Regions from separate parts of the Homo sapiens genome. Here region 2 is linked to region 1. Evidence: chromatin loops called from intact Hi-C (ENCODE). Cell type or tissue: K562. All regions are shown on one strand. Each heading gives the region's core, and the rest is flanking DNA. Links, peaks and the distances in the headings are about the cores only.

The links. A loop is a pair of places that touch in the nucleus more often than their neighbours do. Peaks named below come from ENCODE experiments on the same cell type or tissue, not always from the same donor. Only the 100,000 strongest peaks of a DNase experiment are listed, where the experiment ranks them.
Region 2: it touches region 1 in a loop (13-fold over the local background); 5 of 110 quality-filtered maps call a loop at or near these places.

The regions. Positions count from the first base shown.
Region 1 is chr2:61,990,842-61,995,841 of GRCh38, forward strand. The region is part of intron 1 of COMMD1 (copper metabolism domain containing 1); the gene reads left to right. Among named protein-coding and RNA genes, the nearest start is that of COMMD1, 88 kb to the left of the region's middle. In K562, for the core only: a CTCF peak has its summit at 2,782 (motif pointing right); a DNase peak (open chromatin) is centred at 2,770.
Region 2 is chr2:62,334,854-62,352,609 of GRCh38, forward strand. No RefSeq gene overlaps it. Among named protein-coding and RNA genes, the nearest start is that of MIR5192, 140 kb to the left of the region's middle. In K562, for the core only: a CTCF peak has its summit at 8,567 (motif pointing right); a DNase peak (open chromatin) is centred at 8,548.

The DNA.
Region 1 (5,000 bases), core at 1-5,000:
GGGACACAAAGCCAAACCATATCACTCTGTCTTTACAAAAAAAAAAAAAAATATATATATATACACACACACACACACACACACACACACACACACACATAATGCCAGGCATGGTGGTGCATGCTTGTAGTCCCAGCTACTCAGAAGACTGAGGTGGAAGGATTGCTTGAGCCCAGGAGGACAAGGCTGTAGTGAGCCGTGATTGTGCCACTGCACTCCAGCTGGGTGAGAGAGGAAGATCCTGTCTCAAAAGAAAAAAAAAAGTGATGAATTACATTTTCATTTTTCATTCAAATTCTTTTTTTTCTTTAGTATCGTAGCCTAATTTTTAAATTTGTTTTGGCTCTGAGCCCCTTGCTAATTTGCTAGGCTAGATTAGGCAAACAGAAATCAGCACCCTGAATTATTTTCTACTCTTATCTTAAAGAAGTTTATGGTTTGTGAATGTGTGTGAGAGAATTTTATAAAGCAAGAAGTTGGTAGCTTTAAAGAATTCTGGACTTAATGTTGATCTGCAACATTTAGAATTTTTTATTTGAAATGTTATTGATACAGTATGAATGCTTGTTGGAATATGAATTCTACTTCAAGGTGTTAGATGATGTATTTGCAGAGATACATAGACCCTGCTCTCAAAGTTTAGACTCTGTTGGGTCAAATAGACTTTTTGACATAATTTCATTTCATTGAGGTAAGTGCAGGGATAGAGATATTAGGGCATTTTTGGAAGAGAAAGGGGCACTTACCTTACTAGGAGAGGAGGAGTATTGGGGAAGCCATACTTGAACTGAGTCTTGAATGGTGAATAGAAATTAATCTGTTGAAGGTGATGATAAGACATTTCAGAACATTTAGAATAGCACGAACAGAGACACATAGAAGAAGCATCATATTGGGATTGCTAGTTGGGGAATTACAAACAGGTTAGTGCTGTTTGAGTGTCAAGTGCGGGAGGCAGGAAGTTGTAAGACACTAAAAGATAAGCAGGGCCTGTTGTGTTGAGTTTGAACTTCATGCTCAGTGATTCTCAAACATATCCAGCCCAGTGTTTCTTTTTTTGTAGTAAATATTTTCTAATGCTCCTTTATGATCCTTAAAAGGAATTCTTATAATTCACATATAATAAAATTAAAACATAATTTCTAATATGATGTCATAAATGTAGTACAAAGGAAAAGTATAAGAAATCTAAACATGATTTGAAATATATATTTTAAAATATAAATGCTTAAGCATTATATCATTAGAACACATAATGAATTAATCAGATGCTTGTACCTATACATGGTATTACTGTGAATGCACAGCAACAAATGCAGGTATATAAAATGTGTTGTATTGGTAGGTAAGATATTTTAAATGGTATTGTCACTGGTAATGAGATTTTTCAAAATACTTAACATCCTATTTGTAAAGTTCTGACCAAGTCAAAGTACAAGTTGTATTAATTGCATTCCTGGAAAACTTGGTGTTTATTAAAACCGTGAAAAAATACTTTTTTATGTAAAACAAAATACTTAATTTTTAGGCTGAAGTAATTATAAACAGGTTTTTCCACACAATGTCAGATGGGACATTGCAAAGTCATGTGAGACACAGGTCTTTTTGTCCTGTGGGATGTTCTTGGTCAGGGGTCTGCAAACATCAGCCCACAGGTGGTCACACTGCCTGTATTTATATAGCCCATGAGCTAAAAATGGTTTTTACATTTTTAAAGAGTTGTACGAAAAAGGGAAGAATATGCAGCAGAGGGTTACAACTTTTACAGAAAACTTGCCAACTCCCGTTTCTTGGGTATTGAAGGATGCCGAACATCCCTAGCTCATGCTCACTTAATGCGAACAGCACTCCCTCCAATCACTGTGAAACCAAATGTAGCCTCCACCATTTCTCAGGTGCCTTTGGGAGGGCAATACTACCTGGTTGAGAACCACTGTTTTGGTTTATCAGTTTTCAAATTTTTATTCCTCTGCGACACATTTAACAGATAGTAATACATGCATAATATAGTTCTATGCAGAGTTCCTGTGTTTTTAATTTTCTTTTTTTCTTCCATTCAAGTAAACAATTAAAATGAGGGAGGTAATTGTTTAATATAAGGATACTTTGAAAACCCTCTGATTTATACTTATAAAAATCTTTACAAACATTAATACTTGTACTACTACTACTGCTAACTATATTATGTACAACTTACCTTATACCTCATAGGAGAGTGCTTCACACCATCCTGCCTGACCACCACTGAAGCAAGTAATAGTCAGCCATGGGATAACTTTAAACAAGCAAGTGCCAGCATCCTATATTTATATTATAGATAGATCACTTTGATAGTGGTATAGAAGATAGACTTGAGGGAGTCCACACTTAGTTTAGGTTCAAGATAGTGAGGGCTTCTACCAGCTAGTAGGGACAGATCAGAGGGGACATATTATTAGAGAATTATTTCAGATGTAACAATCAGTAGAACTTGACAACTGAAAGTTACAGGCATTTGTTTTTCTTTTTCTTTTCGAACTCATTTTACTGCCAGAGGCATTTGTTTTTAACACTTTGTTGCCTGCCAGAATCACTTTGGAAGCTTTTTAACAATACCAGTGCCTAGGCTTTACTCCATAATTCCTGGAAATCAGAATTTCTGGGATAATAGCTGGGCGCTGATATTTTAAAATTGTACTTCAGGATTCTAATGTGCAGCCAGTGTTGAAAACCACTGATTCAAGATGTGGAAGAGAGAGAAGAATAAAGGATGAGTACCAGGCTGTCAGCCTAGGCTGCCAGTAGATGGAAGTAGTGTGCTGTGAACAGTATCTGTTTTATGGTAGCTATTCAAATATTTCTTAAGTGAAAATTGATGACTTTGAACCTAAACCAAAATCAATTTCTCATTTAATTTTTGATTGTTCTAAATTTGGATGAATTGACCCTAGTTCAAGATATTATTGACTGGAACCCAACCAAAATAACTTTTGTCACAGATGAAATTATATCAGAATGGATATCTCTTGATATTATTTGAGAAGAAGAATGATACAAATTACCTGAGTTGTGACATAATATTGTGAAGCAAGGTGTCAGTGGAAATAATTTGACTTAATTATAGTATATTATACAAAATAATTCCTTCCTTCCTTCCTTCCTTCTTTCCTTCTTTCTTTCTTTCTTGGCGGAGTCTCGCTCTGTCACCCAGGCTGAAGTGCAGTGGCGCAATCTTGGCTCACTGCAACCTTCGCCTCCCGGGTTCAAGCGATTCTCCTGCATCGGCCTCTCGAGTAGGTGGGATTACAGGCACCTGCCACCACCCCCGGCTAATTTTTGTATTGTTAGTGGAGATGGGATTTCTCCATGTTGGTCAGTCTGGTCATGAACTCCTGACCTCAGATGACCTGCCCACCTCAGCCTCCCAAAGTGCTGGATTACAGGTGTGAGCCACCACGCCCAGCCTGTATTTGTATTGATTGGCATAGCCAGAGGTTTGGGGTCCTGCTATCTGGTAAATAGGCAGATATTCAGTAAATGTTTATTGAATTGTAATGTGAAATATCTTTAATGTACCAGAAAGTTGTAATATTTACCATATAATTTTTTATATTAATGAAGAAATGAAAGACAGCTTGTTTTTCTTTCAGCTCCAGTCTCACTTGCTCTGCCTGTGTTCTACTTGGTGTTGTTACCTTTACATTCTTCTGTTCCCACTGCCACCACCCTCTTTTAGTCAAGACTCTTGGTTCCAAATGATAGGAATACAGCTTAAATTGAATAGTTGATGGAATTTTGGGTTGTCTGTAGGAAGGATGCTGAGATAGCATTATAGAATTGCAGGAAGGCCTGCAGGAACTAGGGTCTTGGGAACTATAAAACAGGGATATCACCCCATTAAAATCCACTCTCACTTCATTCTATTTTCTTGCAGACATGCTTTTGCCAAAAGGTCCAAGAAAATGCTGTCTGTAACTCCAGCCTCATGTCCTTCTTATACTATGACCCAAAAAGACAAGATCATTTCTCCTGCCCTAAATTGGGACCAGTCAGTGCGCCCAGAGAAAGGAGGATATTGTGATCTGTCTGGTTTGGAGCTTATGCCAGTCCCCATGGCCACTAGCAGATAGGGGCATAGCAAAGAAGAGGCAAGGGGAGGCTTACCCTGGGGACTAAGTTATTAACTGCTGCTGTCCTCTCCTAGGCTCCATTGCCCTAGCCCTCTGAAAATTTTTCACTTCAGTCCAACTACTTACTGTTATCAGATTCAGCTTAAAATTTTTTTTTCATTAAAAACATTTTTAAAAGAGAGACAGGGTTTTGCTGTGTTTTCCAGGCTGGTCATTGTCAACCTCCAGGGCTTGAACAATACTCCTGCCTCAGCCTCTGGAGTAGCTGGGACTGCAGGCGTGTGACACCACACTGGCCAGATTCAGCGTTCTAAACCACACGTTGCATCATGATTTCCCAGTTACCTAGCCTTTAGTGGCCCCTCATTACGTATATATAACAATGTCTAAACTTGATGTACTTTAATCTGGCTCCAGACTGCCTTCTCAATCTTATCTCTCAGTTTTTCTATTCACTGTTAAACTGAGCTAGTTGGCCTTCTAAGTTCTGAGAACACTTACATATTCCTCACTCAGTCATCTAAACTTTAAGTAAAAAATTTGTGGTAATACTCTTCAAATCATTGTTTGATGTCTCAGGATCTCTGAAGGCCAGCAACTGAAGCATTGTAGCTACTCATTAGGGACTGGCATCTCTGTATCATTGTTGACAGAATGTACCAGTTTACATTTTTTTCAGTGGTAGTGATACCGAGTCTACTTCTCTGTGTAGTCACTTGTGACAGCTAATCAGAGGGAAACCTGGCTTAACTGTTGAGGCTTTGGCCCTGCACTTATCTCATGGTGCTTTCAGAAAAATCAGTTGACTGCTTGAAGCTTCAGTTTCCTTTTCTGTAAGTTGAGAGTGAAGAGCACTATAATACTATCATCTACCTCATTGCCTTTGAAAAT
Region 2 (17,756 bases), core at 6,589-11,588, 350 kb after region 1:
AAACCCCTCTGAGGAGGTGACAGCTGTGAGAAAGGAAACACTTTCTCCCCACTCTCTTAGGTTCAGTGTTGGAGGCCTGTGAATTAAACTGACAAAAGACAGATTGGCAAAACAAAAACAGAATTTTACTCACATACATACATGGGAATTCACAGAAAAATGTGGCTCAAAGAGGTGATTAGGATTGGGGGCTTATATATCTTTTTCACAGGCTCTCAGATGAAAGACCTTTGTCTTTTGGCGGTAGCTCTGACATTTTATGACACAATATACACCCTTAATAGGAGAAGGGGATGGAGAGAAAGGAGACTGGAAAACCAGCGACTTCTAGAAAAGATAAATGGGCCCTAAGGCAAATAGATATGAGGGAGATATGATAGTTTTGTGACCATGTCTATTTAGGAGAGTTTTTATAGCCTTGTGGCTTCCCCTCTGGTGAAGGGAGTCACTCTTCCATGGTTGGGAAACCTCTGGGAAGGGGATCTATGATGGTTGCATTCTTTTGGGAGGCTCTGCTTTTAGGCAGAAAGGGGAGTTTAGGAAAGAAACTCTCTTCACCATGGTATGTTCTGGATCCTTTTGCTAGAAAGTTGGTTTCTTTTTTTTTTTTTTCTTGAAACAGAGTCTTGCTCTGTCACCCAGGCTGGAGTGCAATGGCTTGTGGATGTCCTTCTGCAGCTTTCTCTGTATTCATTGTTATGGACTGAATTGTGTCCCTCCAGATTCATACGGCGAAGCCCTAAACCCCTAATTCGACTGTATTTGGAGGCAGGGCCTACAAGGAGCTAATTAAGATTTAGTGAGGTCACAAGGGTGCAGCCTAAAGCCAAAAGGACCGCTGTCCTTATAAGAAGGGAAAGAGACACGAGAGAGCTCCCACTTCTCTCCTAAGCAAGCACAAAGAAGGGGCCATATGAGGACATAGGAGAAGGCAGCTGTCTACAGGACAGGAAGAAAGGCCTCACCAGAAAGCAGCCCTGACAGCATTTTGATCTTGGACTTCCGGCCTCCAGAACTGAGAAAATAAATCTCTGTTGCTGAAGCCACCCAGTCTGTGGTATTTTGTGATGGCAGCCCTAGCCAACTAATAGACTCGGATTAGTATACACAAAGATCCGTGCACAGGGAGTGTGTCTTATTTGATGTTTATTTGAGCAAAAATGGGATTGGGCTATACTCTCTTTCCTCTGAAACTAGCCTTAGTCATTAACACTATTAAATGGCCGTCTGGCTTCTTGCTGACACCCCACATCCAGTTCCATCAGGACGTCCTGCAGGCTCCACCTTCAAAATCCATCTGGAATCAGACTGCATCCCCCCACCTCGTGGCTTCCACTTGGTGCAAGCCCAATCCTGTCTCTCTCACTTAGCTACAGCAGCCTCTACACCCCTCTCTGCTTCCACCCTTGTCCCTTCAGTCCATTCCCCTCACAGCAGCCAGAGGAACCCTTTGAAATCTGTCAGATCACGTTGCTCCTCAGCTTAGAAATCTTAACTGGTTTCCATTCTACTCAGAGTAAAAACCTATCTTAGCCAGGTGGGGGGAGTGCATTCATTGTCTGTTACTCGGGAGGCTGAGGCAGGAGGATTGCTTGAGTCCAGGAGTTCAAATGCAGCCTGAGCAACACAGTGAGACCCCATCAGTAAAAAACCAAAAAAACCAAAACCAAAGTCTTCACCAGGAGCTGCCAGGCCCTACGTGGTCTACAACATGCATATACATCCCCCGCCCCCCAACATCCCTGCTCTGCTCTCTGACCTTCCCTCCCATCCCCATCTCCTGCTACCCTGGCCTCCTTGATGCTACTAGATCACACTAAGCACATTCCCAAATCAGGGCCTTGGCACTCAGTCTGGAATGCCCGTCCTCCTGATGGCCACAATGTTCCTTCCCTCACTTCCTCCCGGGCTCCATCCCCCAACCCACCACCATTATTCTTCATAGCATTTCTCACCAGCTGATACTATATACTTATTTATTTGTTTATGGCCTGTCTTCCTCCACTAAGATGTGAAATGCATGAGCAAAAAACCTTGTCTTATTCCCTGCTATATCCCTAGCATTTAAACAGTACTAGGTTCATAGATGATGCTCAGTAAATATTCAATAAAGAAATCTCTCCAAGTCACTAAACATAAATATAACAACCTTTTCAATGGTTTTATAACATGTGCTAATATGAATAGATCACAATTCACGAAACCATCTCCCGTTAATGATGTATATGTTGTTTTTCACTTTTTGCTACATTAAGCGATGCTTGTGACAGACATTTTTACGTACCCTTCTCTATTAGTCCTTTTGTTTCTATAGGATATCTTCTCTAAAGCTGGATTGGTGTGTCAAGAGATAGGCATCGGCTGGGTGTGGTGTCTCACACCTGTAATCCCAGCACTTTGGGAGGCCGAGGTGGGCAGATCATGAAGTCAGGAGTTCGAGACCAGCCTGACTAACATGGTGAAACCCCATCTCTACTAAAAATACAAAAATTAGCCGGGCATGGTGGCGTGTGCCTGTAATCCCAGCTACTCAGGAGGGTGAGGTAGGAGAATCTCTTAAACCTGGGAGGCAGAGGTTGTGGTGAGCCAAGATCACGCCACTGGACTCCAGCTTGGTCATGACAGAGTGAGACTGCATCTCAAAAAAAGAAAAAAAAAATGAGAGAGATAGACATCAAGTTTGAATAGCCATTAGTGCTTTTCCTTAGTCACTGTTCATAGACAAATCCCCAAGCAAGGCCTCCATCATTTCCTGGAATCTGGGGCCAGTGCAATATTGCCCTTAGACCAGGCAAGAGGCCCTCTACCCTTTGGAGGGCCTTGCATGTCACAAACACAAAAATTAAATTTATTGAAGACCACATGGGAGCTTTTGTCACCTGGGATGCTGGACATATCACTGGCACAGTGTGACCCGTAATCGTGAGCACCGATGAGTGAGATGAACACCCTTAGTCTCCACATTTCCCTCCTATGTTCTCAAAACAAAAGGCTGCTGAGCCCAAACACTGCGAAGGTCTACAGGTTGTGCCCCTGCTGACACTGGAGACAGACACTGCTTTGGAGGGAGAAGGAATGTAATTGCCTCATATGTGTGTCCCTTCTCTCAGAGAGCATGAATTCAAGAGGTCCTGGCATAACCAAATATTATTTCTCAATAGTGCCAAGGGCCTATTTTTTTCTTAATTTGTCCTAATCCGTGATTCTGGAGGCATTCACAAATTAGCTTAGTGTTTACAGGAGTCGCACGTGGTGGCTGTGTCAGTTATCTATTCCTGCGTAACAAACCACACCGAAACTGGGTGGCTTAAAACGACAAAAATTTATTTGCTCATAATTCTAGGTTGGGCTCAGCTGGGCAATTTTTCTGCTGATCTCCTTTGGGGTCACTTATACAGCTGCAGTCAGCCAGCAGCTCAGCTGGCACTGGATGTTCCCAGATGGCTTTGTTTATGTGCTTGATATTTACGCTGGCTATTGGCTGGGGTGCCCTAGTTCTCCTTCAAATAGCCTTTCCTCCTTTAGGAAAGAACTGGGCATTTTCACATAATGGCAGAAATGTGTAATGTAATTAAGGCCTAGCTGTGGGAGTTGCAACATGTTACTTCTGTCTCAGTCTATGGAGCAAATGAAGCCTTAAGGGATGCCCAGATCCAGGGGTTGGAAGGATATAGACTCTATGTCTCCATGAGAAACATGGCAGAAATTATATTGCAAAGGGGCTGGATGCAGGGAGGTAAGACGTGTTGGGGACCATTATGTAACAATATACCACAGTGCCTGAGGAACATTTTGCCAGGCTGAAGAATTGATATTTTTTGGCGAGGCACAGTGGCTCACATGTGTAATTCTAGCACTTTGGGAGGCCAAGGTGGGTGAATCGCTTGAGCTCAGGAGTTCAAGACCAGCCTGGGCAACATGGTGAAACCCTGTCTCTACCAAAAATACAAAAAATTAGCCAGGTGTGATGGTGTGCACCTGTGGTCCCAGCTACTTGGGAACCTGAGGTGGGAGAATCGCTTGAGCCTGGGAGGTGGAGAGCCATGATCGCACCACTGTACTCCAGCCTGAGTGACAGAGTTAGATCCTGTCTTAAAAAAAGGAAAAAAAAAAGAATTCATATTTGTCTTACATTTATATACATGTAGTTGTAAGATATTTGAAGCATGATACAGATTCTTTGCTTTGCTTATTAAGCAGACATTAAAACCCAGAATTGTGAAGTTTTATTTATTAATTTTGAGATGGAGTCTCGCTCTGTTGCCAGGCTGGAGTGCAGTGGCACGATCTTGGCTCACTGCAACAACCTCTGCTTCCCTGGTTCAAGTGATTCTCCTGCCTCAGCCTCCCGAGTAGCTAGAACTACAGGTACGCACCACCACACCCAGCTAATTTTTGTATTTTTAGTACAGATGGGGTTTCACCATGTTGGCCAGGATGGTCTCAATCTCTTGACCTCATGATCTACCAGCCTTGGCCTCCCAAAGTTTTGGGATTACAGGCGTGAGCCACTGTGCCTGGCTGAAGTTTTATTTTTATAATAATATTGAATAAGATTTAATTATCAAGTATAAAAAAATTTAGCCTTACTTAAATAACTTTATTTTTTAAATTTACTAAATTTTTGTATTTTGCTTTGTAATATTAATAATTTGGACAGGCGTGGTGGCTCATGCCTGTAATCCCAGCACCTTGGGAGGCTAAGGTGAGAGGATCACTTGAGCCCAGGAGTTTGAGACCAGCCTGGGCAACATAGTGAGACCCCTGGTGGAGCTGGGGAAAGAGCCACAGAGAGAGCTCAAAAAATTAGCTGGGCATGGTAGTGAGCACCTGTAGTCCCAGCTACTTGGAAGGCTTAGGTGGGAAGATTGCTTAAGTTTGGGAGGTCGAGGCTACTGTTGCCCAGGATGGAGTGCAGTGAACTGTGATCATACCACTGCACTCCAGCCTGGGCAACAGAGCAAGACACTGTCTCAAAAAAAAAAAAAAAAGTTGAATGTTTTAGAAGAAAAACAACTTTATTTTGTAAACTCTTAGATCACTAGGAATGAATACAAGTTGAGTTGGGATCAATTTAGAAAATATGACAGTGGAGCTCAAAAAAAAAAAAAAGCCAAAAAAGGAAAAGTATTCAGAAGCGCATCAGCTTAAATTTTTTAAAACTGGCAACACTGAAAATGAACAGTTTTCTGTTGAGGTCTCTCATAAAATTTGTAAGCAAGAGAACTTCACAAACTCTTTTTCTTTTCCCTTCCCTCCTTCCCTCCCTCCCTCCCTCCCTGCCTCCCTCCCTCCCTTCCTTCCTTCCATTTTTGAGCCAGGGTCTTGCTCTATTGCCCAGGCTAGAGTACCGTGGCATTATCATAGCTCACTGCAGCCTGGAACTCCTGGGCTCAAGCATATCTCCTGCCTCAGCCTCCCAAGCTAAGACTACAAATGCATACACCTCACATGGCTAATTTTTTATCTTTTGTAGAGATGAGGTCCAGCTATGTTGCCCAGTCTGGTCTTCAGCTCCTGGCCTCAAGTGATTCTGCTGCTGCCCAGGCTGGAGTGCAGTGAGCTGTCATCACAGCCTCCTAAAGTGTTGGGATTACAGGTGCGAGTCACAATGCCCAGCCACAGATTCTTTTTTAATGAGATTTTAATGCTGATGAAACTGTAAAAATAAGCAAGAAAATTATTCTCATTAAATTCATAACTTGAAGAGGTTGAATGCAATTCCTGCAACTTCTTTTTTTTTTTTTTTTTGAGACAGAGTCTCGCTGGAGTGCAGTGGTGCGATCTCGGCTCACTGCAACCTCCCCTCCTGGGTTCAAGCAATTCTCCTGCCTCAGCCTCCCAAGTAGCTGGGATTACAGGCGCCCGCCACCATGCCACCTAATTTTTGTATTTTTAGTAGAGACGAGGGTTTCTCCATGTTGGTCAGGCTGGTCTCGAACTCCTGACCTCAGGTGATCCACCCACCTCAGCCTCCAAAAGTGTTAGGCCTGGCCGCAACTTCATATTTTTTTTTTTACCAAATGAGGATCTGATTACAGATCCAAAGAATAAGAAGGTATGTGGCCTCTGTTTGCACTTGCAAGTGTTGGGGGCAATGAAACTGTGTCAATCAGCTTCCTTCTCCCCAGAGTCTGTTTTCAGGTTAGGCAGGAGAACAGGGCAGAGTCATTCCCAGAAGCCTGGGCCTTGTCAGATTCTTCAGAAGAGACGGCCTCCTGGGACACTCTGGATCCCTGGCAGAGAGCTCAACCCTGACAGCCTCCCTGAGTCATACCAGAGCAGTCACTGGGTCCTGATGTCCCTGTTTCAGATGCTCTGCTCCCTGCCCCCGCATCTCTGGAGTCATCGGGCTGCTGCATGCCCATCAACCTGAGTAGTTGCAGGCTATTGGTGTCATTTCTGGAAAAGAAGGCAGCTGCTTCTCTGTTTGTTTTTCTCTTCCAACACAGTGCCGTATTTACCTACAGAACCACCACAAAGTGACAGCCCTGGCAGATCTGCTACCATTCAGCAGCTGCCTCAAGTCACCCAACATAGTGTTTGAGTCTCCAGTGAGAGGGAGGGAGACAAAGGCTGCATTCCACAGACCTGGTGATGGAGGCCCAGAGGAGAGAAGTGATTTCCTCAAGGTCACCCTGCTTCTCGGTAGCAGACCCAGGATTCTCAATCTTTAGTTCAGATGTTTCCCATTGTATGAATTAGGAATACTGAACTGTCTTCACTTTTTGTTTGTTTGTTTGTCTTTGAGACAGGGTCTCACTCCCCTTGCCCAGGCTAGATTGCAGTGGTGCAATCACAGCTCACTGCAGCCTCAACTTTCTGGGCTTAGGTGATTTTCCCTTCTCAGCCTCCTGGGTATCTGGGACTACAGGTGTGTGCCACCATGCCTGGCTCATTTTTTGTATTTTAGTAGAGATGGGGTTTCGCTATGTTGCTCAGGCTGGTCTTGAACTCCTGGGCTCAAGTGATCCACCTGCCTTGGTCTCCCAAAGTGCTGGGATTACAGGCGTGAGCCACATCTTGGTTAGAAGTTTGTTCTTTTGTTTTTTTGCCCTCCTTTGTAAGACAGCCCTATCCTGATAAATTATCAGGATACAGGCTTAGGGATTGGGTGAGTTTACCAATGAGATTGCAAGAATGCTAATTAAATTATCCCTTTCCCAGGAGCCTCTGCTTCCTGAGGCTGCCCCACTCCCAGCCAGCAAATGCAAATGGACTTAACTGCAGTAAACTTTTGTTTACTTGGGGATGTTGGTTACATTTTCAACTGCAAAGATTTATAACCAAAGTTAAGGGGTTATAAAAAGACCTCAGTGTCCTATTTATTATAACGTGAAAAGTAAATATCCAGACTACTTTATTTGCAATAGCAAAAGTTTGGAAATAACTAACTTGCCCATTAAAATAGGATTGATGAAATGACTTCTAGTACATCCACAGGACAGCATACTATGGAGATATGAAAAAGGAATGATACAGAAGCTTTCCTTTTTACTTTTAAGTTATATTTTTTGCATAATAATCTACAAATAGAATACTGTATAATGAAAAGCCTCCCTTCTATTCTGTCTCCCAGCCACCAAGTTCACCTTCTGACAGGCAACCAGCATGACCTATTTCTTCTGTAACCTTTTAAAGACATTTCATTCACATAGAAGCATTTATAAGGATAGTCAGCCCAGTATTTTGAGGCTGGGCTCAAATGCCTCTGGCTTTTTTCATTTACTGTTTTCATTTGTTCAGGAAACACTTACCGAGCACCTACTATGTGTCAAGCACTCTTTTAGGCATTTGGAATTTGGTAGTGAACAAAACAAATACATTTCTTGCCCTCCTGGAGCTTACATTTAAAAAAATTTTTTTTTTTTCCAAGACAAGGTCTTGCTCTGTCACCCAGGCTGGAGTGCAGTGATGTGAACACTGCTTGCTTCAGCCTCGGCCTCCTGGGCTCAAGTGATCCTTCTGCCTCAGCCTTCCAAGTAGGTGGGACTACAGGCACCCACCACTACCCCCAGCCAGTTTTTAAATTTTCTGTAGAGACGGGGTCTCACCATGTTGCCCAGGCTGGTCTCAAACTCCTGGGCTCAAGCAATCCTCCCTTCTTGCCCTCCCAAAGTGCTAGCATTACAAGTGAGCCACTGAGCTGGCCACACTTACATTTTTGTGGGATATAAATAAACAAGTGATATATAGTGATAAGTGGTAAGTGCTATGGAGCAAAACAGGGTAAGGGGATAGATGTGTGTGCATGTATGCATGTGTGTGTGGCGAGGGTGGTGGTGAATGGGATGTGGATATTTTATGATAGGGTGGTGTGGAAGACCAGAATATGCCACCCCAAAATATGAAGGATTTTTGAGCTAAAGACAATTAAGAAGAAGCAGATACAGGAAAGCTCTCTGCCCTCCTTCTATTTGCCTAAAAGCAGGACATAGATTTACAAAGGCAAAAGATATCCTACCCTGCTACCCTTCTTCCAGGGAAAACAAAGATTAGCACTGAAGGTCTAACTTTGGACCCTTATCAGCCTGGAGATGTCACCAGAGGAAGCCACATGAACAGGCCTTACTAGCCAGGCTGTTTCTGCCATTTATTGGCTTTCTCACAAGTTGCTGCCCCTAGAGACTCAAAATCCTTTTCCTTTGCCTTGTCACTTCTCTAAATATTCATTGTTCTTTGTTGACAATGCCACATAAGCTAGAATTCAAAGCCACCTTTTTGAGAACTACTCATTCTCTGGGTGTGTTCCATGTATACATTAAATATACATGTTAAACTTCAGTTTGTTTTTATCTCATCTTTTGCTACAAGGGTCTTTTCCAATCAAAAACCTATGAGGGTTGAAGAAAAAATTATTTTTATTCTCCTATAGTGGTCAGTGAAAGATTTGCCAAGGCCTGAAGAAAGTGAGAGAGTGAGCCAGGTTTCTTCTGCTTTGAATCCAGATATCTGGATTTGAACCTTCAAAGCCTTCAAACCCTCCACGTGGAGCGGAAGGAACTTGCTCTGAGGAACAAAGCAGTTATGGTTGAAACTGAGTGAATATATCTTGGAGATCTTCTGTATCATGAGAACTTGCTCATTCTTTTTACACCTGCATCTTATTCCATTGTATGTGTGCACCACGGCTGAATTAAGCAGGCTGTTACTAATGGAGATTTCTAAGACATCTGTTCTTTTGTGATTGCAAACAATATTGCAGTGAGTAACCTTATCAGGTGGTTCTTTGCAATATGCAAATTTCTGTGGAATTAATTCCCAGAAGTGGAATTGCTAGGTCAAAGGTATGTGTGCCTGTATTTTCATATAGATTTTGCCAAACTGTAACTAACAAAGAAGGTGAACTATTTTTGGTCTGCTGCCAACTATATATTGATTTTTTTTTTTTTTATTTGAGACAGAGTTTTGCTCTTGTTGCCCAGGCTGGAGTGCAATGGCGCAAACTTGGCTCACTGCAACCTCCGCCTTCTGGGTTCAAGCAATTCTCCTGCCTCAGCCTCTCGAGTAGGTGGGATTACAGGCCCCCGCCACCATGCCCGGCTAATTTTTTGTATTTCTAGTAGAGATGGGGTTTCACCATGTTGGCCAGGCTGGTCTCGAACTCCTGGCCTCAAGTGATCTGCCCGTCTCAGTCTCCCAAAGTGCTGGGATTACAAACATGAGCCACCGCACCTGGCCAATTCATTATTCTTTAAGTAAATACGTATTGAGCACCTACCATGAACCAGGTACTAGTCTAAATGCTGACAGTTGAGAATTGGAACAGAAACCACAACTTGCCAAGCATATCCTGACTCACAGAACAGATTGACTGTGCCAGACCAGTCATGCCAGAAGCTATGACGTGCTTCATACACTATCAAAACTCAATACTCAACACCGATTTGTTCAGACCCATGATCCCAAGGTGAGACCACTGACAATTCCATTAATTATCTAGTTTTCAAAATCTAACCAATCCTTGCAAAGAGCACCCTCTAAATAACATCTGGGACAAAATATACCCATTAGTGAAGACCATTTGACTTTGGGTAGTGCAATAGGAAGAACATTCATTAATGAGAAAGGTCTCAAAAAAGAGGAAACAAACTTGCATTTTTTTTTTTTTTTTTGAGATGGAATCTCGCTCTTTCACCCAGGCTGGAGTGTAGTGGTGCCATCTTGGCTCACTGCAACCTCTGCCTCCTGGGTTCAACTGATTCTCTTGCCTCAGTCTCCCGAGTAGCTGGGACTACAGGCGCCCACCAGCATGCCCAGCTGATTTTCGTATTTTTAGTAGGGATGGGGTTTCAGCATGTTGGCCAGGCTGGTCTCAAACTCCTGACCTGAGGTGATCCACCCACCCGGACTTCCCAAAATGGTGGGATTACAGGCATGAGCCACTGTGCCCAGCCCAAACTTGCATTTTGATAAAACAAGGGTGTCATTGAGGAAGAGTGGAGGCAAGTCTCATCTTGGACATGTCAGGTGAGGTGGTCCTTTGTAGTTAGCCTTTTCTCTGAACATAAGGGTGGTGGGATTTCCTAACCATTAAAAAGGTGCTATCTCGGCCGGGCATGGTGGCTCATGCCTGTAATCCCAGCACTTTGGGAGGCCTAGGCAGGCAGATCACGAGGTCAGGAGTTCGAGACCAGCCTGGCCAACATGCTGAAACCTTGTCTCTACTAAAAACACAAAAAAAATTAGTCGAGTATGGTGGTACGCTCCTGTAGTTCCAGCTACTCGGGAGGCTGAGGCAGGAGAATCGCTTGAACCTGGGAGGGGGAGGTTGCAGTGAGCCTAGATCGCACTACTGCACTCCGGCCTGGCAACAGAGCAAGATTCTGCCTCAAAAAAAAAAAAAAAAAAAGGTGCTATATAGCTTTGGGCTTTGGAGTTTTTTTTTTTTTAATGACAGCTTGACATATGATTCACATATTATACAATTAACTCATTTAGAGTGTACAATTCAATGGTTTTTGGTATATTCTTGGTAAATTTATGCGACCATCACTAGGATTAATTGTAGAACTTTTTTCTTTTGTGTCTTTCTTTCTTTTTTTTTTTTTTTTTTTTAGACAGAGTCTGCAACATGTGCCTCCCGAGTTCATGCCATTCTCCTGCCTCAGTCTCCGGAGTAGCTGGGATTACAGGTGCCCGCCACCACGCCTGGCTGATTTTTGTATTTTTAGTAGAGACAGGGTTTCACCATGTTGGCCAGGCTGGTCTCAAACTGCTGACCTCATGATCTGCCTGCCTTGGCCTCCCAAAGTGCTGGGAATACAGATGTGAGCCACTGCGCCCGGCCAATTGTAGAACATTTTCATTACCCTCAAAAGAAACCTCATACCAATTAACTGTCATTTTCCATTTTCCCATTGCCTATTCCTAGGCAATTGCTAATCTGTTCTTGCCTCTATAGATTTGCCTCTTCTGGACATTTCATATAAATTGAATTATTCATTATGTGATCATCTTTTGTGACTGATTTCTTTCACTTTGCATAATGTTGTCAAGGTCTATCCATTCTAGCATGCATCAATACTTCATTTCTTTTTATTGCTGAATTATACTCCATTGTATACCATATTTTGTTTATCCATTCATCAGTTGGTGGACATTTGGGTTGTTTCTACTTTTTCGTTATAATGAATAATATTGCTAATAAACATTCAGGTAAAAATTTTTGTGTGAACATATGTTTTCAATTCTTTTGGCCATGGACCTAGGAGTGGAATTGATAGATCCAATAGTAACTCTATGTTTAATCTTTTGAGGAACTGCCGAACTATTTTCCAAAGCAGCTGCACCATTTTACATTTCCACCAGCAATATGAGGGTTGCAATTTCTCCATATTTTTTGCCAACACTTGGGTTTTTAAACATTTTTTATTACAGTGTAGGGGCAGAAAGGTGTGATACTTTTCCTCACCCATCATAAGGCACATGGCCAACACTCTGATAACAAAAGACAGGTTAACAAGAGAAAAGCATAACAAATTTATTTAATCAAAGTTTTATGTGACACAGGAGCCTTCAGAAATGAAGGCCCAACAACTTAGGGAAAACCGTTTATTTTTTGCTTAGGTTTGATTAAGAAGGGACTGCCTTATAGAAATGTGATTGGACAAAGAGGTACAAGTGAATAGGAATAGACTGAGGGGGAAAACCCAGCAAGGCCTGTCCAGATTCATCTTGGCCTCTCTGTGGAGCATCACTCTACCCTTCCCAGGTGCGGGACAAGACTCCCCTGAAATAAGGGCCTTCACGGGAGAAGGGAGAGAGTGACCTTTCTAGGTTTTATGGCTTGCTTTTGGAGAGAGGGTCTCTGGTTTCTATGACTCACCTTAGAAGAATTCTTATTTCTATGAGGAGAAAGAAGGGTGGGAGACAGGAGGACGGGAGAAGGTCAGAGAGATCTTGCTTCTGAGATCCTTCCAAGCTCTTTTAGTTCAAAGTACTTGCCATGCTGTTGAGACTCAGAAAACAATACCCCAAGAAGAAGACCTTAGCAGTGAAGGGGCATTGTTGTCTGGGGTAAATACCTAGGGTCTGTCGTCTGGCGTCAAGAAGATAAAGGACACAGACACACACGAAGAGTGAGTTTAGGAGCAGAGGTTTAACAGGCAAAAGAAAGAGAAGGGAGAGCAGCTCTTTCTCTTGTGAGGAAGAGGGGACATCCGAAAGGGAAAAGTCGGCCCATGGGGGACTAAGCCAGATTTTATAGGCAGGCTTGAGGAGGTGGTGTCTGATTTACGTAGGGCCCACAGATTGGTTGGACCAGGTGTGACGTTTGCATAGCTTGAGGGGAAGGCTGGTCACCCCACCCTTATTTTATTATGCAAATGAAGTCTTTCCCTGGCTGGTGCCATATTGTCTTTTCCTTACTGTACACATGGTTTGGCAAAGAGAAGCCGCCATTTTGAACATGGCTAGTCCCAGGTAGCCTTTTCCTATTAGCACGACTGCTAGCATTCACCTGTACAAGCTTCCAGCTTGTCTATGTCTGCAGCTCGATTTTACAGGTTGCTCTTCGTTAGAAAAGAGAATGATTTGGGGGCTGCTTTTCATTAAAAGGAAAACCTTACTGTGGTCTCCTGTACCCTCACTATCTACCTAAGTAATTTCTTCTTAACTCCTGTATCAGCAGCAGCCTCAGAAACAAAAAGTTTCCTCTGACCTTCTCATGCTCTCCTGTCTCTCAGTCCCATTCTCCCCAGAGGCCAGCCATAGAAACTAGAATCTCTCTTCCCCAAGGCAGGTCATCGAAACCAGAACCCTTTTTCCCCAGAGCTAGTCATAAAACCTAAAAATATTACTCTAATTTACTCCAATTATCACCAAAATAATTAGATAATATGTAAATTATCTAAATATTACTCTAATTTCCTCCACCTTTCCATGTAAAAACTGGACATAAAGAAATTATCTGGGCCAGGTGTGGTGGCTAACACCTATAATCCAAGCAGTTTAGGAGGCTGAGGTAGGAGGATTCCTTGAGGCCAGGAGTTCAAGACCAGCCTGGGCAACATAACAAGACCCCATCTCTATTTTAAAAATTAAAATAAAATAAGAAATTACCCTGACCTACCTTGTTTGACTGTAGGTCATAAGAGTCCCTTTCCAGACAGGACTCTGTCTCATACTCAGAAGGAAGGAATAAGTGGTCAGAGGCCAAGAAAAATCTAGACAGAGAGGCCTTGATGGGTTTTCCCACTTATTTAGATCATACCTTCTTGTCCAATCATATTTCTATACAGCTGTCCATACTTTTTTAAATCTAAGCATAAAAATTATAATTGTCCTTGTATCTTTGGGTCTTCATGCTAACAGCTCCCATGTAGACATGTTAAATAAATGTGCATGCCTTTTCTCCTATTAATCTGCCTCATATCAGTGATTTTTTGGTGAATCTTCAGAGGGCCAAGGGAAACCTTCAAAGGGCCAATGGGTTCCCCTTGGCCCCTACAATGCTAAAGCACCATAATTGGAGATATTGTGTTCTGAGCCCCAATAATAGCTATTCTAGTGGGCACGAAATGAGATCTCATTGTGGTTTTTCTGGGTTTTGTTATTTAAGGTAAAATGTCACATGAAGTCTTATACTATCTATCCTCCACCATAACCACCACACAGATTGTCTCTCATGGTAGCCTTTAATCTCCCTCTGGGAAACACACCTTTCTTCTTTTTGGCTTTGCTTTTCTTGCTTCTGTTTTTCACTGCAAGTCATCAATTTCTGATGAAATACACTCATCCCAAACTGAGGCTTGAAAAAACTGGTGTAATATAGTTACTTTTCATACTGTGTAATTTTTGTCTTTAGTAACTTTCCAAACTCTGAAGTTATCTCTTAAAGAGGTTCGTAGCTATCTATTTCATAAACTGTGTTATTAACACCAAAGGTTTATTTTGCTAATTCGAGATCTGACTTCTTCTGTGATTTCTTTAGTTGCGATTTATCTGCTGTTTTTTCTGGTGTTAGCACTTTAGGTTTTTCACGTTCTTCTAACTTCTTCTTGATTTCTTATTATCTTTTCTTCTGTTGCCGTTCTTTGTCTTTTATTGAAGCCATCCTTACAGGGTTAACAAGAATTTTGGCCAGAAATATAGTTATAATTAAGCATTATCGGGTGTGGTGGTTCATGTCTGTAATCCCAGCACTTTGGTGAAGCTAAGGCAAGTGGATCACCTGAGGTCAGGAGTTCGAGACCAGCCTGGCCAACATAGTGAAACCCTGTCTGCACTAAAAAAATACAAAAATTAGCCGGGTGCGATGGCGGGCACCTGTAATCCCAGCTGCTTGGGAGGATGAGACAGGAGAATCATTTGAACCTGGGAGGTGGAGGTTGCAGTGAGCCGAGACTGTACCATTGCACTCTAGCCTGGGCAACAAGATTGAAACTCAGTCTCAAAAAAAAAAAAAAATTAAGCATTAATCAGGCTGTGCTTTGACTCACTTCTTTGTAACCTTAAGTCACTTATGTAGCACTAGACGCTTACCATTTACATCCCCAATGTTCCTTTTCAGAGGTTAAGACTTTTGTTTAAAAACTGCTTTAGCAGATTCTGAATTCCAGCAAAACAATGATGCCAACCAATTTAAAGACCCCCACGGAGGAACTGAATCAGCACAATAATACACTCTCCTTACCTCCGTGTCTCATCACTTCACCCTGCATTCAGCCAAACAATCTCCACACTTGGGCCCACTCCAAAATCCTTAAAAACCCTAGCCCCAAACTCCTCAGGGAGATTTGAGATCCCATTTGGCTGTCCTATGATTAAACCTCTTCCTCTGCTGCAACCTGGTGTGTCGGCATACTGACTTGCCATGCGCACTGGGCGATGACTTTATTAAGGTTAGAGTATCTTCTCTGTCATTTTTTTCTTTTCTGAAAATTTTACTTCTTTTTTTTTTGAGACAGGGTCTTACTCTGTCGCCCAGGCCAGAGTGCAGTGGCACCATCTCGGCTCACTGCAGCCTTGACCTCCTAGGCTCAAGTGATCCTCCTGGGCTCAAGTGATCAATCCTTCCATCTCAGCCTCCCGAGTAGCTGGGACCATAGGTGTGCACCACCACACCCGGCTAATATTTGTATTTTTGTAGAGACAGGATTTTGCCATGTTGTCTAGGATGGTCTTGAACTCCTGGGCTCAAGCAATCCTCCCGCCTTGGCCTCCCAACGTGCTAGGATTACAGGCACGAGCTACCATGCCTGGCCTGAAATTTTTACTTCTGGTTTTGCTTCTGCTTCCTTCCTTCCCTGCCCGACACATCATCATCATCCCAGTTATCCTTGATGTCTCCATCTTCTCCTTCCCAGTGGTCCCCTACCTTGTAGTGCCAGTGCCCTCCACACTCCACAGAGAATGAGTCCATGTCCCAAGAGTCCAAGTCCTCCCACCTATCATCACTGCTGCCATCTGAAGCCAGGTATGGCTGGGCCTGAAGGGAAGAGTTAGCGCAGCAGAGGTGAGAGGTAAGATGCTGGATTTGCTCTCGTTGGCTGGCAAGGGCCCTCAATGGTTGTGACTGGCATTTCCCTGATGGCTAGTGATGTTCGGCGGCTTTTCATATGCTTGTTTATTATTTTTTAAGTTGCATTGTCTCTTTTGATGAATAAGGTTATGCATCCTTGTATATGTTTAAGAGCCCTCTGTATGTTATTTTCTATGAATTGTTTATATCTTTTATTTGGTTTTCTTTTGGGATGTTGTTTCTTTTTCTTGTTTTCTTTCTTCCTTTCTTGGCCTTTTTGAAGAACTAACTCATAGATTTATTTATTAGTGCTAATTTTTATGTTTTGTAATTCATTTGTTTATCCTTTATTAATTTCTTCCTCTTGCTTTCCTTAGGAACGATTTTCTTCCCTTCCCCCTATAACTTTCTTGAGTTTTTTTGTTAAATGAATTTTATTATTTTGATTAAAATTATTTTTAACAGCCGGGTGTGGCAGCTCATGCCTGTAATCCCAGCACCTTGGGAGGCTGAGGTGGGCGAATCATGAGGTCAGGAGATCAAGACCATCCTGGCTAACATGGTGAAACCCCATCTCTACTAAAAATACAAAAAAATTAGCAGGGTGTGGTGGCACATGCCTGTAGTCCCAGCTACTTGGGAGGCTGAGGAAGGAGAATCACTTAAACCCAGGAGGCAGAGGTTGCAGTGAGCTGAGATCATGCCACTGCACTCCAGCCTGGGCGACAGAGTGAGACTCCATCTCAAAGAAAAAAACGTATTTTTAACATAGTTTTTCTTCTCTACGAACTGTTTTAGCTATAGTCTATGGGCTCTGATATATACGGTTTTTACTAACATTATTGTCTACTTAGGGGAGAAAAAAGCTTTTCCTCAGTTTTAGTACCTGGCAACCTGTCAAGAGTCACATTCACAGGAGAAAAAGCACACAACCATTTTTTTTTTTTTTTTTTGAGATGGAGTCTCGCTCAGTCACCCAGGCTGGAGTGCGGTGGCACGATCTCGGCTCACTGCAAGCTCCACCTCCCGGGTTCACGCCATTCTCCTGTCTCAGCCTCCCGAGTAGCTGGGACTACAGGCACCTGCCACTACGCCCGGCTAATTTTTTTGTATTTTTAGTAGAGACAGGGTTTCACTGTGTCAGCCAGGATGGTCTCGATCTCCTGACCTTGTGATCCACCCGCCTCAGCCTCCCAAAGTGCTAGGATTACAGGTGTGAGCAACTGCGCCCAGCCAAGGCATACAACTTTATCATGTTAATAATTGTACATGCACCAGGCTTCACAGAAAACAAGTGAAAAATCCAAAGAGATGATTGGATTTGAAGGCATATATACCATTTTAACATAAAGTGATAAACTATGGAGAAATGACTAGAAAAGAAAAAGAAGCCTTGGGCTTCTAAGGGGTTAAATTGTAGGAAGGTGATGAGAAAAATTCTGGGGGAAACTAATGGCAGATAAGGGTTGTTTATGCAGACTCATTTAGTGCTATCTCTAGAGATAACATTAATTTTCCATTCTCCTCTTCCTGGTATGGGTGGGGGGACCTTTACAAATGGGAATTTTCTTTGCAGAAAGGAAATGTATGTCCTGCTTGTAGTCAGATAGGAGGAAGGCAGAGGGCTCTTCCTGTGTCTGCTGCTTCAGCTCAAAAATAATCCTTATACCAAAGTTATATATTTTGAGGTACCATATCTGATCTCCTTCACTGAGATATTTTATACTTTCTTCTTTTTCTCTTCCTCCTTCTTTTTCCTTTTTGGACCTAGTGTTAAGTCAGGGAGAGTTAT